Regions from separate parts of the Homo sapiens genome. Here region 1 is linked to region 2. A link is a loop called in an ENCODE intact Hi-C map of the cell type or tissue named here. Cell type or tissue: gastrocnemius medialis. All regions are shown on one strand.

Region 1 (8,000 bases), 140 kb before region 2:
TTTGATCGTCTGAAGTCTTCTCTCAGCTCGTCAAAGTCATTCTCCGTCCAGCTTTGTTCCGTTGCTGGTGAGGAACTGCGTTCCTTTGGAGGAGGAGAGGTGCTCTGCTTTTCAGAGTTTCCAGTTTTTCTGCTCTGTTTTTTCCCCATCTTTGTGGTTTTATCTACTTTTGGTCTTTGATGATGGTGATGTACAGATGGGTTTTTGGTGTGGATGTCCTTTCTGTTTGTTAGTTTTCCTTCTAACAGACAGGACCCTCAGCTGCAGGTCTGTTGGAGTTTGCTAGAGGTCCACTCCAGACCCTGTTTTCCTGGGTACCAGCAGCGGTGGCTGCAGAACAGCGGATTTTCATGAACCTTGAATGCTGCTGCCTGATCGTTCCTCTGGAAGTTTTGTCTCAGAGGAGTACCTGGCCGTGTGAGGTGTCAGTCTGCCCCTACTGAGGGGTGTCTCCCAGTTAGGCTGCTCAGGGGTCAGGGGTCAGGGACCCACTTGAGGAGGCAGTCTGCCTGTTCTCAGATCTCCAGCTGCATGCTGGGAGAACCACTGCTCTCTTCAAAGCTGTCAGACAGGGACATTTAAGTCTGCAGAGGTTACTGCTGTCTTTTTGTTTGTCTGTACCCTGCCCCCAGAGGTGGAGTCTACAGAGGCAGGCAGGCCTCCTTGAGCTGTTGTGGGCTCCACCCAGTTCGAGATTCCCGCCTGCTTTGTTTACCTAAGCAAACCTGGGCAATGCCTGGCGCCCCTCCCCCAGCCTTGCTGCCACCTTGCAGTTTGATCTCAGACTGCTGTGCTAGCAATCAGCGAGACTCCGTGGGCGTAGGACCCTCCGAGCCAGGTGCGGGATATAATCTCCTGGTGCGCCGTTTTTTAAGCCCGTCAGAAAAGCGCAGTATTAGGGTGGGAGTGACCCGATTTTCCAGGTGCCATCTGTCACCCCTTTCTTTGACTCGGAAAGGGAACTCCCTGTCCCCTTGCGCTTCCTGAGTGAGGCAATGCCTCACCCTGCTTCGGCTCCTGCAAAGTGTGCTGCACCCACTGTCCCGGGCCCACTGTCTGGCACTCCCTAGTGAGATGAATGCAGTAGCTCAGATGGAAATGCAGAAATCACCCGTCTTCTGTGTCGCTCACGCTGGGAGCTGTAGACCGGAGCTGTTCCTATTTGGCCATCGAAGAGAACTTTTTTAAACCTCTTTTTCCTTACAAATTACCCAGTCTCAGGTATGTCCTTTTGGCCGTGTGAGGATGGAGTAATACACATGGCATAGTGCTAACATCCATTTTGATGAATCCTTTCCCTTTGGTCTACCTTCCTGAGAAGCTCAGAGTTTTCATCGAGTTCATAGATACTCAAGGGCCCCTCAGTGGGAAACTTGACCTAATCTTCTTGTGCAGAGTTTCTAATATTTGAAAACTTTCCTACCTTATTTCCTTTAAAACACACCCATCCTGCTTTCTAATCTCAGAGCCTTGGTAGGTAGGGGTAGTATGCAGCAGCAGAAAGAACACAGTCTTTGAAGCTAGCTGGATTTCAGTTTGAATCCCAGCTGTGCAACTTGCTAGTAATGTTACATAAGTTCTCTAAGCTCCAGTTTTCCCCTGTGTAAAATGAGAGCAAAATACCTGCTTATACAGTTGCTGAAAAATAAATCAGATTATTATAGAGTACTTGGCACTTGGTTAGTCTTCAATAAACAACCACCACCATTATTACACTACTCTAGTGGGTTAATAGATCCCCAAGCCTTCATTTGTTGACCTCCAAGAAAATGTCTGAAACTTAGAAAGCCTTATATATTGCAATGCCTTAGCCTAAAAATATGCCTCAAAATTAGAATCTAAAGCACAGATTAGACAACTCTCTTCATAACCTACCAAAATGGAAGCTACTTTTAATCCACATCCACTCTTAAATATAAAACAAATTTAGGTCAGAAGTAATGGACTCCCTAGGCTTTATGGTAGGGTTTCTCAACTTCCACACTATTGGTATTTTGGATCAGATCATTTGTTGCTGTGGAATGCTGTCCTGTGCATTAGAGAATGCTTATCATCATTCCTACTCTCTACCTACTAGATGCCAGTAGCACCCCCTCTTTTCCAGTGTGACAAGTAAAATGTCTCTAGACATTGCCAAATGTCCCCTGGGGGGAAAAAAATCACCCTTGATGAGAACCACTATGGTATGAGAATTATAATTCACTTTATAAAGCTCAATTGCAGATGCTCTGATTACATTTGCATTGGATAATTCTTACTGTATATAAGCAAAAATAACAATGGATAAAAGTTCTTTTTAACCATGATTGATTGAGCTCCTACTTTGTGCTAAGTTTTTGCCATTTGCTTTCTCATTCCATCTTCACAACTCTTCTGTGGAGTATGCTGTATATATTATTATAACCCTCATTTTACAGAGAAGGAAACTTAACTTCAGGAAAGTTAGATAATTTTTAGCCAAAACACAAAGGTAATAAGTAGCAAAGCTGGGATGTGAATCCAGATTTTTCCCACTTCAAAGTTTTCTTCCCATAGGTAGCACTGCCCACTGCCTCTTTCAGTTTTATTTGGATTTTCTTTTTATGGTAAGGTTGCTTTTTTTTGGCATTAGGTTCAGAAACTTATCGGTTTCTATGAGCTGTTAGATAGCTAGTAATAATTAAGAGTCCTGTACTTGATTTGAGATAGTTTTGTACTTCCTCTTTTACCCTAATTTATATGAACAAACAGAAAAGCATCTTTATTATCAGAAATATCTGAATTCCCTAAGCAATAATGCCACATCCCCTCATAAAAAATGAGAAACTAAAGACAAGTCCTGATTCTGAAAAGTTTTCAGCCTGGTTGGGAAAATAAGACTTATACCTATGAAATAAGCTGAAAATAAAACATTTTAGGACCACCTACTCAGAAGAATACCCAGCTACTATTAGGTGGGAGGATCACTTGAGCTCAGGAGTTTGAGGCCAGCCTGGCCAACAAGCAAGACTCCACTATAAAAGCAAGAAAAAGGAACATTTTAGGATATACTGGAGTAGCTATATAAAACTTCATAAGGAAAGGGAAACACCAGTATGTTACTGTAGACTTATAGTACTTCATAGAGAAGTTACAGTAGGAAATAGAGTGACAAAAAAGGGATAGAGATTAGGAAGTTGATTATAACAGGTATTATACTTCTAAATTCCCATTATGAGTGAAGAGAAGAGGTCAGGTGCATATTGGCAAGTATCTACTTATCCACTAGTGGACAATATCCCATTGGACAACTCTCAAGAATAAAAGGAATAAAATCATGGTCCACATTTTCCTCTCTCTCTTTCTAGCCAGGATCTCTGCTTACTTCTAACCATCACCAAAGGATAGATGGCCACTTAGAAGAACTAGAGAAGCCGTATTCATTTCTGGCATTAAAAAGGACTCTAAAAACACTACTTTGGCAGAGAAAATCATTTATATGTAGACACAGACTCTTAGAGCTAGAAGAGACCTTAACAGTCACCTGGACCTACCATTTCATTTTAGATATGAAGAAAATGATGCCTCCAAGAGAGAAATAAATTGCCCATGGTCACACTACTGGTAAGAATCCATGCTGTGTTTTGCTGCCTCCATGAGGAAAAAATCATGGTCACTAAACTGAGATGATCTCTTAATGATTACTCTTATATATTTACTTCATATCCACCAACTGCTAAGCCCCTACCCAGTTTCCAAATGTCACATTTATAGAAAATGAACGAAGGTTGATCCTGAGCCCTAGATTCTATGACACAAGATTAAGACCATGTTCAGGGTTACAGTGATAAGAAAGGTCCCTGACTAGGCATTTTGTAAACTTATAAGAAACCAGAAAAAAAGAATCATTTTGAGTACTGATATTCAACTACATAATGGGCTCAAAATTCCTTGTATAATCAACATACTTTATTACACTAGATGGCAGCAAATAAGTAGCTAGATATATAGTCAGTTAATCAGGAAATGGAAAACAAAATGAAACTACACAGAGATTGGGTCTAAATTTGCTGGAATAAAGTAAATGTCCATGAGCATTAAGCTCTTGCATGCTCCAAAACATTCTTGAAGAAGGCATGATTGTATATATTTTTTAAATCAAGCTTCCTCCTTACACATAGTAGGGTGCTAAACAATGTGGTGAATTGCTGCAACTTTGAATTGTATAACTGCTGATTCCTCGCCAGGTAGGGCAATACAATATATATTTTCAAGATTTTTTTCTCTGGCCATCAGAGGCAGCATAATAATAGAGAATGGGGGATGGACAGGAGTGCAAAGATAGGCTTTAGAGGTGATGTTGCAAGATACGACATCAGGATTCACAGGACAGAAAAGAACATTAACAAGAGCTGGCTGTGAATATTGGCAAACAGGTATTTGAAATTAAATAAAAATAGAGGCTACAGTTTACTGTCTTCAAAATGGACCATGCAAGACAATCCACTGGGTAATGAGAAGATACTAAAATGTTTATTTATATGTGTTGTTTATATAAAATAGGAAACAAATGAAAGTTTTCTAATATTGAGCATGTAAGAGTTGCATAAAGCCTTCAGTCAGCCTGTGTCTGAGTCACATGTTGCATTTGCTATGAGAGGAATTTTGCAGGAAGAGTGGGAGTGTTACCGTTCAGAGGGGTTGTTTGTAGTATCTTTAGTTACCTCTTCATGTAACATGTTAGAACATGTTTTTTGCAGGTTCTGTATGACTGATTTTGTGGATAGATTATACTGATTTAAAATTGATTTAACTAATAATTGTATAACAAATAAGTGAGTTAAAAAGATTCATGTAAAGAAACTTCATACTGAAGGTAAAACTAATTATGCAAGCCCAAATCAACAATAAGAAAATGGCTGGGCTAATACTTTTCTTAACCCTAGAATAAGCTTTCATCAACTCTAACCAAATCTGATAAGCTGTCTTCCAAAATAGGAAATTATCCCAAAGACTATTTGAAATAAAGATCTACTCCTACTGCTGTTAAGAATGAACCTTTAACTTAGTATACATTGTGCTTTTTTCAGAAATGAGACAGTGTCTCATTTCGGTAGACAGTGTCTACTAATGCCAATTTTATATTTTATATTAAACCAAATTTATATATATTTTATGTTTGACAATGAACAGAATATATTAGAACCTTGTACATATATATAACTTACAAATATGTAAACATATGTATCATGTGTTCAAAAATTACTTTACTAATGGGATGTAGAATACAAATTTTAGTGACTTATGACTGAGCATAACCCCGTCATACATGAATGAATAAAATGAGGCAAGAGGCTTAGAGTCTGCCAATGTCACCACGGAGCAGCAATGTCCAAATTCTTATTATTCAAACACTTTCTGTTCCATTCTACTTTGCTTCCACATCTTCCTCAGGTTTATCTAATTAGGTAACATTTAGGTACACAAATCCAAGGCAGAGCCCTGGGCTCCTTATCCTCTTACAGCTCTCCAAGTGCCCTCATCCTGAAATAATTGCTCTGTTAGAAGCACAAAGGTGTGAAAAATATTAAAGGAGCAGCATCTGCCCGTCAAAGAAAATGCAACTATGTGGAAAGGAAGGGCCCAAATATTAGAGCAGAAAGACACTACAGGATAAGCTAAGCACTTATTCTCATAATGAAATATTTTTGGATGAACGTCCATAAAGCAAGAGAATTCCTAAAAATGTATTCGCTATTTTGGACTATATAGGAGAATGAGGAATGGCTTAAAAATGAGAGGTTGACTTGGGGCTGGAGAAGATAGTCTGGCATTCAGGGGCAGACACAAGGGGATGAGGGGATGAGAGGAAACCCTTTCAGATGAGGAGTTTCAAGGCCATGATAATTTACTTACATGTTGGCTCGCTTTTTCTTATAGAGCCTTGCCAAGTGGCTGCAATCAATAGTCTGCACAAACTAGGCTGCAATCATAGTCTGCATAAACTCTGCTAGAGTAGGTACGTGCTCTTCCTAAATGCCAGTGCTTGCAAAATGTGGTCTTGGGAGTCTGGTCCACCTGCAGCAAAACCACTGGGGTAGCTTGTTTTTAACATCAAGCCCCTGAACTCCACCTCAGGCTACTGAGTCAAACTCTGGGACAAGCTTAGGAAACTCCATTTTTGCCCCCTAGTTGATTTATATCTTTTTGGGTCTCAACTCTCAGGCAGAATGTGCTGTCTGGTAAGCGGAAAAGGAGAAAAGACAAGATCAGAGGCTCTGCTATTGGCCTAAGGTAATTAGAGGCTCACATTTGGAAGACAGTGTAATATTCATGTTATAAGATTTGGTGAGACGTAAAACAACTTCTGGCTTATAAAGGAAATTAAACACCAGAACTGGATAAGTTTAAGGAGAGATTACAAATCTTCATCTTGAAAAGAGGGACAACTTGTTTTGGGTCTTTCGGGACATGCATTTGCCTACATGGGGGGCAGGGCATTGGTACAGAATCAGTTACTATGTGAAACTATGTTCCATAAATAGAGACGTTTAATGCTCAAGAAAACCACAGAAGACAGTTTGTATTATTCTCATTTTATAGATGGGGTAAGTAAGACTCTGAGAGGTAAAGCATCTTACCTACATTCATTCAGTTAGTAAGAGACAACGATGGAATTTGAATGTGCATTCTGAAATTTACAACCTGTGCATTTTCACCTGCCTTGTCCTACTACCTGTCTGGTTCTAAAATTCAGGGTACCATTGGTTAAACAGATGAGGGAAAAAATAAAAGCATAGAAGAGATAGGAAAAAAGAGTGAATAGCTAATGTATCTGGCAAAAAGGAAATATGCAGTACTCACTGGGAGCATTTGATAGAACTAAAATAACTCTTACAACACTGGGGAGAAAAGGAATCTTTTTAAACTTATGACCTCATACCCTTGAAGTTGTAGGTCAACCAACAGGAAATATTCACTTGATTTGGACTAGAACACAGAGTTCGTATCTTAGAGGAAATTTTATAGGATCATCAACAGCGACAAGCAGTCAGGTCAGCTGTTGAATTTCACATCTTCCATGGACAGAGAAGGCTTAATATCCCCCTAGAGCAATGGTCTAGCACTGATTCAAGAAGCAATATCTCTCAATTAGAAGCCACAGATGCCACTTCCTATATCAACCAAGATTTTCTGAGTGGTCCCTTACCATTCCGTAATTATTAATGTAACTTTATTTATGGGCTCAGACAGGTCTTAGGACAGAAATTAAGTGTGGTTGTTATGCACTGTGCCAATACAGCTGAATTACATTTGTTACCATGCCCATAATACAACCTCACAAGCTCAATATGACTTTCTCTACTCTGATTTGTATTGGTGCTTTTTGATCAATGACTAGGGCCCGGATGAGCAAACCTGGGGTTTAGAACAAGATAGGGATGGCAGAAAGATCTGAGGTTTTGGGGTCAATATATCCTGAGTTTGAATCCTTGCTTATTTGATTCTAGAAAACTAATACGTTATCTTGCAGCCTGAGATTCCTCAAATTCAGTGAAATAGGGATGACAAGAGTAACCTTACTGAATTATTATAAGATAAACTCCAAAAAGTGCCTGCTTAATAAATGTTTAACATGTCTCATTCAGGAAATTCTGCTACTATTATCCACATACTAAAGCTCATTTTAACATATTTATGATGATAACAAGAGCCAATGTTTATTGGGCACTATGATCTGTCAGGCCCTGTTCTGACATCTTTTAGTATATGGTCTTGCTCAATTCTCCTAACCACAGTATGAGATGGGGGTTGATCGTAATCCTTTTGTAAAGATGAGAAAACTTTGGCCCAGAGATGGAAAGCACCATGCCCAGGAAGTCCTACTTCAAAGTTCACACTGCTTCTCATTATTCTAGAAGAAGATTTCTACATCAGGAGGATGTAAAGAGGCACTGTAGCACAGTAGTACAGAGCAAGGATGCTTGAGTCAGGATGTGTGGATTTGAATCAGGGTCCACATTCAGCTGTGTGTGATTTCA
Region 2 (8,000 bases):
GCCTCTCTGAGGCAGGGGAAAAGCTGATGAAGATGAGGTTAACTCTGCCAGGAGAAAGCACTATAAACTTTTACTTCTTTTAGAGCTTTTTCTCTACCAGTACTATTTTTGCAGAGCCCTGGCTAGAGACAATTAGTTCCTTCATTCTTTTTGCATATGTCTTCCATACCAAAAGGAGAAAAGAAGGCTCTGTTTCCTAAGCATATGTTTTCCCTACACCTCAAGAAGACCATGTTGAGTTGCAAAGGGAACAAACAACCAACAACACACACACAAACTCTTTTAATAAGAAGTTATGAAATTAATGTAATTTCCACTAATCAATCTGTTTTCCTCTGTATGAGTAGCTGCCCACACACACACAGAATTATTAATACTATCATTAATCATTATTATGAATATATACTATATTATATAATAATATATATTAATTATTAGAATCATGAATTCAAAAGGCTAACTTAAGAAAAAAAGGGAAGAGGGTGAGAGAAGGAAGAGGATTACAACCATTCTTTTTCATGTCTAAACTTCAAGCTCATAGATAACAATCTAATATGAGAAGACCAGGGAACTGAGAGAACTGAGCCGCTTAGTTGTGTGAATGGACCTGGCATATTCTAAACTGGTCAAAAGAATATCAGGAAGGAAACAAGACCTCATTTGGTCCTTAGACCCCTCAATGGCAACAGACAGGGCACAGCATCAAGAGAAAACACGCAAGCTTTTGTAATACAAGACAACACCCAGAAGACATGTTGTTTTAATAATGCCAAAAAAAAAAAAGTCCACTATGAGTGACAGCAACCTAACTTCACTTTAAGTCTGAATGAATAATACCACTTAAGAAACTCATACAATTTCAATACAATAAGATTTAGAAATTTATTTTAAACTTACTGCAGATGTCAAAACACATGAATACCAAATACTTCACTTCTTGCTTCTTTCACATTACAATTTTCTTCTTTAATTGGAGCAGAAAAAAACAGGTCCTGACCATAAAAAAGTGATGACATTTCAAGCATGTGGACTGATGTTTTAGTTACACATGCATGCTATTCCCTTTTGACTTATATTTTTTCCAAGGATCAGCCATGCTAATTTTCATACTGTACTCATTCCTTCAGTATTTACCGAGTGCCTACCATGGGATAGGTACTGATTTAGGCCCAGAGGTTATAGTCATAAACAACACAGACACATCCCTGCCTTCCTGGAGCTTTCAATTCAGCACTCTTGTTTCGTTTCAAAGTTCAGTTACTGTTTTGATAAAGCTCAGTTCAGGTTTTAAAAAGGAAACCTCCATCCAAGGAAAATTCTGAAGTTATTGTTGTCTTTCCAAAATTTATTTTCTCAACCCTCCAATTAGTCCATTGGTATAAAACTCACAGTAAATGTCATTCTTAGAGGAAAGAACTTCAACATGATAGTTATTTTTTGCTTTGAGAAGAGGAGTTTTAAAATAATAAATGCTTAATGATTTAACCAGTAGCTTCAGCTGTTACATGCCAAACTAAGTGTTATAACAAACACCAGGGCAGGCAGACTGAAAAAGATGCCTCCAAATTTTAAATTTAAGTTTTTTCTCCCCCTAAAAATCTACACTGACATCCTTAGTGAACACCGGTAAATAATTACACACTCTGGCACTCAAGTGCAAACAATCAGGTTTCAAAGTTTACCCCAACCAGCTGTCCATAAAAAATCTTTTGACAGTGCCAGTAGAGATCAACCTGACCACAGAGGACATGAGGCAACTGGCCAGGACATAAGTCACATAGGTCTACACTTCTGTTTCAGTATAATTTCCAACCGTCTTGCTGATGGGCTCCAAGGCTCTCCAAAGCCACATGAAGATGTCTATATATCTCTTCTCAGGAAAAACTGAAAATTAACTTTCTATTTGAGATTCTTCCACTTTCCTTCTTGAACTTTCTCTTCATCTCCCACTTCCTTGTCCTCTTTCCTCTATTGTCTCTTCCCTACTTTCTCTCCAGGGTCAGATACTGCTTTCAGCTCTTTTCCTGTATTATCTTACCGGAGCCACACACAACCCTAAGAAGCAGCTCAGCAATCATGTCATGTTGCAAAAGGGAACCCTGAAGCCCAGGATCACATAGCTGGGAAGTAGCCAAGCCAGGATTTCAACCAGCTCACCTGACTCCGGGGTCCACAATCACTGTGCCATATTGCCTCTAATGTGACTTTTGGCTTAAGTATTTATGATAAAGATGAACTGGTGGTTTAAGTAGGCAAGTAGCAATGACACCTAAGAAATTAATCTTAATTTCTGCTATGCTTGAGAAAAATCTAACAAATTCTTACTTCAATTAACTGCTTTAAAGGTGGAAATCAAGGTGGCTAATTAATGGGCAATTTATTAAGGGTTTTTCTACACCAGCTTTGAGACTTTTGTCTCTTCCATGTGGAAGTACACTGAGAAAAGTCAGGAGCAAATGCCAATTAGAGATTATAAAGACTACAAAGAACTAAGAAAAAGAAAACAACAAAAATCTAACTTATTATGTTACTACATTCTCTGTGCCCCCTCTAAAAACTAACCAAATGAAGTCTTTGTTTCTATTAACATCTATTATTGTTATTCGTTTCACAAATTAGGAATAGTTTTCAGTGGGCTTATTCTTAGATTTAAACCAAACAACTTGATGGAGCAAATGTTAAAATACTAGCTCCTACAAGATCAACATACCTAAGGAACTAATTTCATAGGCTGCGATAAAACTGAAGAAATGGAAAGGTTGCTACTGCCCTCCTTCCACCAAGGCCTTTACACCTCTATTTTATTCTTCCTGGTTATGAAGGTTGGACCACCCACTAAATTTTCTCCAGCTAAATAAACAGCTACAGCTGAGAACAGTGCAAAGTCCTTGGCTTTCTGCTTTTATATCCACCCAGTGTTAATTCAAGAATGATTTTCAGCGGGTTATAGACTAAATCCAACAGAATAAAATTGGGATCTTAATTAAGAATTACCACTAAATGCATGAAATCATTAGGTTAGCCCTCAGCCTGCCTGTGTCGACCATTACTCTTCTTTCCTCTAGAACAACACCTTGGTGCCTAGAAGCCAAGACTATGTGGATGACATAGAACATAATGGCATTAATCCCATCTGTGGAAAAAGAAAATGCAGGAGCTTATAAAGCAGATTCCATTGGTAAATTGACTGTGTTTAACGACAGGAAGAGAGTATATTGGGAGATGAAAAAGGAAAAACATGTTAACAACAATTGTAAATAGTAGCTGTCTTCATGAAAGAGACACTAGCCTAAGCCAAAATAAACTACAAGGAAAAGAAAATCCTGCTGTTACCAACCAGTAAGGCAAAGCTGCTTTCTGGATTTGCAATCACTTTTCTTTAGTCATTCTTTGGTTTTCTGGAAGGGACCAGGTTTCTATGGAACTCTGATGAGCTCTGGGGAACAGCAGCAGCTAAGGTATATTTAGCAAACATACACTAAGAGTCTACTATGCTCAAGACACTGCATTTTGGTTAAGCCTGCATCATGCTTTATAGTCTTGTAGCTTAAGTACCCTTTGCAAATTCAGTCTGTGCTCCTGATAAAAGGTGACTGCCCTCTCCTGGCCACCTTTCATGAGACTGTTTACTTTCAGATCTTATTAATAGTTGTCACCATCACCTGTCGCCCATCACTCTTCCTCATCTGAGATGCCAAAAACTGCCAGGGAAATGCAGTGTGTGATCAGTTCTTAAAGGTACAATTATGTGTGAGACTAAACACAGGAAAACGTGCATACATAGTTCTCTTAGCAATGAAATGGGGGACCTTCCACTGACCTTCACACAATCTTTTCTTTCTATCCTCCTCTCACCCTGCAATGACTACAGACCCCCACTAATGTCCCCACTGTGGCAGAATTCCAAGCACAGGCCTGGGCATTACCTTATCAGAGCTCCCCATCTAGTCACTGTCTTTGCCTCCGATCTTTCTTAGGCCCTGCCCCAATTGTCCACATCTATTTCTCAACCCCAGCATCTGGTTCTGCTGAATTACCCATTTATATTGGTTATAGGGTATCCCAATATCTCTGAATAGCTTCTTTTTTTTTTTAAATCTAGAACCATTTATGCATATGGTCATAGATAGCTGGGAGTTTGAATAGCCCCAGATATAAGTAACTTTTCAAAGGTCATAAATTATAATAGGACAGAAGAGAGACCTGGTTATCAGAGGAGCAAGGCTGGAGATCTCAACAAGGGGTGAAGTGTGAATTTATCTTCCCAATATGGACTCCCTGGGTCTGCCAATCCAAAGAGGTGACCTTGGTCATGGAAGATTTGCAGAACAAATCTTGCCTGTGGACTTGCACCCAGAAGGCACTTGTAGGTAGTCAATGCAGAATCCAAAAATTACTTGTAAGATGCGCCCAGTGAATTCAGCAAATGTTTTATTTTAGCCATTTGTCTTCAAGGTCAGTTCTGGTTAAAGAAGTTGCTCATTTTAACTAGAAGAAAAAATAAATTCTGGGTGAAGCAAGCTTTGTTTTATTTTTCTTTTCCAGTAAGTAATAAAATCATTTTTTCAAAGACCTTCAGGATAGAAAAGATTTTTTATATTTAACCCATTAATGTTTGCAGTCATTTTTATATTTAACCCATTAATGTTTGCAGTCAACTAATCCCTAGAAATAAGAACAAAGAAGGGAAGACAGGAAGGTAACACACATGAGCTAACATCACAGATAATCCTCAGACCTCTTTATTTGAGTTTTAACCTCACCCTGCTGAAGCTTTTTTTTTTTGAGACGGAGTTTTGCTTTTGTTGCCCAGACTGGAGTGCAATGGCGCGATCTTGGCTCACCACAACCTCCGCCTCCCGAGTTCAAGCGATTCTCCTGCCTCAGCATCCCGAGTAGCTGGGATTACAGGCATGCACCACCACGCCTGGCTAATTTTGTATTTTCAGTAGCGACAAGGTTTCTCCATGTTGGTCAGGCTGGGCTGGAACTCCTCAGGTGATCGGCCCACCTCGGCCTCCCAAAGTGCTGGGATTACAGACGTACAGTACCGCGCCTGGCCCCTGCTAAGCCTTTTATCAGAGCTGCTAAGAAATAACCAATGTGACATATTTAAGCTTCATCTCATCTATTTCCTCTCCATGGCCCTGAGTGGGGCTGCTAATGAGCTGTGAAGTGACAAAGATAACCGGCCTCTATATGGGAGAGAGAAGACTAGAGCTGGATAATCCACAATGTCATTTGGGTTCTCAGCAAAAGCTGCGTATTTCCTATTATAGCCCTAGGAGATGATTTAAGAAGGTGAGAGGGCACTTTTCTCCCAAATAACTGCTCCTACACAATTGAAATTTCACCAAAGAGGTAGATTTCTTTGTGTCAAAGCATCACATCTCCAGTAGTCTTTGATTATCTAAATTTTGCTCAATCAACTGAGATTCAGAAATGTGAAGTAGCTTGCTATTGCTAATGATACACAACCTGTCAATGGCAGAGCTGGGACTCAGATCAGAGGGGATAGTGTTTTAATCATAAACTTCTAAGAATCTCTCTAATTCAACCTTATTTCTCTGACCCCTTTAAAAAAATATCCCCCAGAGCCATAAGTTCAGGACATCAAAGTAATAACCTCAGGGTATACAAAAATGTTGCTGGATTAAGGGGTGATGCCACCAAAAGTTGCACCATGAATCAGATCTGGTAGAAGGGAAATGAGACCAGAAAAAGAGAATGGATCAAAGCTTTCAATTCTAGTTAAAAAAAAAAAAAAAGTTACTGAATGGTTACTTGTGCCATCATGGTAACCAATGAACAACCTGTAAAGTTAGTTTTCAATAGGCAGCCTGATAGTCAAGTGTAGGGCCCTAAAGGATTTGAAGACAGTGTAAGCATTGCTGAAAAGAAAATGCAGAAATGAATATTGATAGTTTGTTCAGACACATAAACAAGTAGGTTGTCTATGTATATATATATATGTCAGGCACTTATCTGAGTACTGGGGACAGGGGCATGCTCTCTGGTCACACAGCCTTATAGTTGACAGTTTGGAAAAGCCAGGGAGGGATCAGGTGAGAAAGGTAAGGAGTGAGAAGACGAATCTGGTTGTATCACCAAAAACCTTTGATAGCTGTATAGTTGGATCGATTCCAAAATCTTCATGGCATATACACCTACTGCTCTCTCCTCTGCCTACCCTGTGCCCCACCCCCAGCCCCATACCTAATGAATCACCATTCCCTGAACACCTCAGAAATCTGTACTTCTTTGTGTCTTTGAATATGTGGATTCCTGGATCCCCCCACCATTCTCTGCCTTGAGAACCCCTGAGTCCATTTTCTCACATTGTTTTCATCAGCACCCTTGTGAAGCCTTGTCCAGCACCAGAGGGAGTTCATTACCATCTTCCTGCTCCTTTATAACATCAGCACAAACCAGCACTGTGGCCATCACTGTGGAGTATTGGAATGTCCTATTTTTTGACCATACACAGGGATTGGTAGGGGGTAAAGAGGCAATTAATTCAAATTTCCATCAAATATTAATTTTTCAGCAACCCACCGGCAGCTCAAGCGTAGGGTCTATCTGCAGTCTGTGGACTTAATTTTTAATTGTTAGCATAAGAGCTTGGATTCCTAGAATGGGAGCAGGGAGTGGTTATGATGATAGAGGGGTGCAAAAAGATGAATTCAACCCATATCACAGTATTTTTCCAGGCCAGAAATATTAAGACTTTATTGCTGAAATATTAAGACTTTAAATGTCTGAATACCCCGAAGGGTAGTGTGAACAGCATGAAACTCTGATGCATCCTAAGGAAGACATAAAACCAGGTTTGATAAAAGTCATTCTCCTCTTTCACACAAACACACACACACACACCTGCAAACACATAAACAAAATCAGTAAGTAAAGGAAGACAAATTATTATCTAATAAAAAACAGCCAGATAACAGCTAACAAAAACAAAAAACAAACAAACAAACAAAAAACAAAAAACAGAGGACTGTTTGTAGATGGAGCTTGAGCTTCATTCATTCATTCATTCAACATTTAGTAAATGCCTTGTATGTGCTGAACCTTATTCCAGACACTAAAGATATAATAGAGAAAAACAAAGGAGGAAAACAAGTTTAAAAACCCACAAGTCTTGCCCTCACGGATCTTAATACTTATGGATGTGGTTCAGCCAATACATGAGTATTATAATATATCAGATGATGATAAATACTATGGAGAAAATTAAACTATGATGTAAAGTAGAGAACGTTGTTGGGGTGGTGTTGTTCTTTTAAATCAGCTGGTTAGAGAGGTTCAAACTATGAAAAATATTTTTAAATAAAGAACTGAAATAGAAGAAGAAATCCGTGAGGACTTCTGGAGGGAAAGCATTCCAGGCAGGGAAAGACCAGTAGCAAAAGTCACAAGGTGGGTGCTCACCTGACACATGGGAAATAACAAAGATGACCCAAGGAGTGCAGTCTGTTCTATTACAGCATGTGTTTCTGTAACAGCAAGCAGCTCATATGCTACTGGTAAATAGTGGGATAATATTGGTATTACATGGAAACAAGATTTTTCTTAGGCAAGAGGAGTAAGAATAGCAAGAACAGAATTATAACCTTAGCAGGAAAGGAAAAATCCCTGAAGTTGGCTGCTGCACAGACTGCAGTGATTTCAGCTCTCTTAAGGGAATTAAAGATGAGCGCCTGCACCCAGAGGTGTCTCCCAAGAAATACGCCCTCTCCCACCAGGCAAAGCTATCTGCTCAAGGCAGGCTGAACTTCTTCCTATGACCACTTTTGTGGTAGGCCCTCTGGCTCAGAGCTCCATTCATCTGTCTCATCTCAGCTCCCCAGCCGGCATCTCCATGCTACTGTTTTTGTGCATTTTTAATATTCCTTGAGTCGCCTTCAGTCAATCTGAGCTGCCTGCCTTCCTGTTATCTCCCAAGGTATCTATTATTGCTTTGGTTATTGCTACAGTTTTTTATGTTGTATAAGATA

What was found. A loop is a pair of places that touch in the nucleus more often than their neighbours do. Peaks named below come from ENCODE experiments on the same cell type or tissue, not always from the same donor. Only the 100,000 strongest peaks of a DNase experiment are listed, where the experiment ranks them.
Region 1: it touches region 2 in a loop (2.3-fold over the local background); 7 of 110 quality-filtered maps call a loop at or near these places.

The regions. Positions count from the first base shown.
Region 1 is chr5:42,652,803-42,660,802 of GRCh38, reverse strand. All of the region lies in intron 3 of GHR (growth hormone receptor), which reads right to left. Among named protein-coding and RNA genes, the nearest start is that of CCDC152, 100 kb to the left of the region's middle. In gastrocnemius medialis, a CTCF peak has its summit at 3,957 (motif pointing right); no DNase peak of the experiment used is centred here; H3K4me3 peaks cover 406 bases; H3K27ac peaks cover 2,206 bases.
Region 2 is chr5:42,510,568-42,518,567 of GRCh38, reverse strand. All of the region lies in intron 1 of GHR (growth hormone receptor), which reads right to left. Among named protein-coding and RNA genes, the nearest start is that of GHR, 91 kb to the right of the region's middle. In gastrocnemius medialis, a CTCF peak has its summit at 3,595 (motif pointing left); DNase peaks (open chromatin) are centred at 1,757, 3,637, 7,427 and 7,800; H3K4me3 peaks cover 2,075 bases; H3K27ac peaks cover 8,000 bases.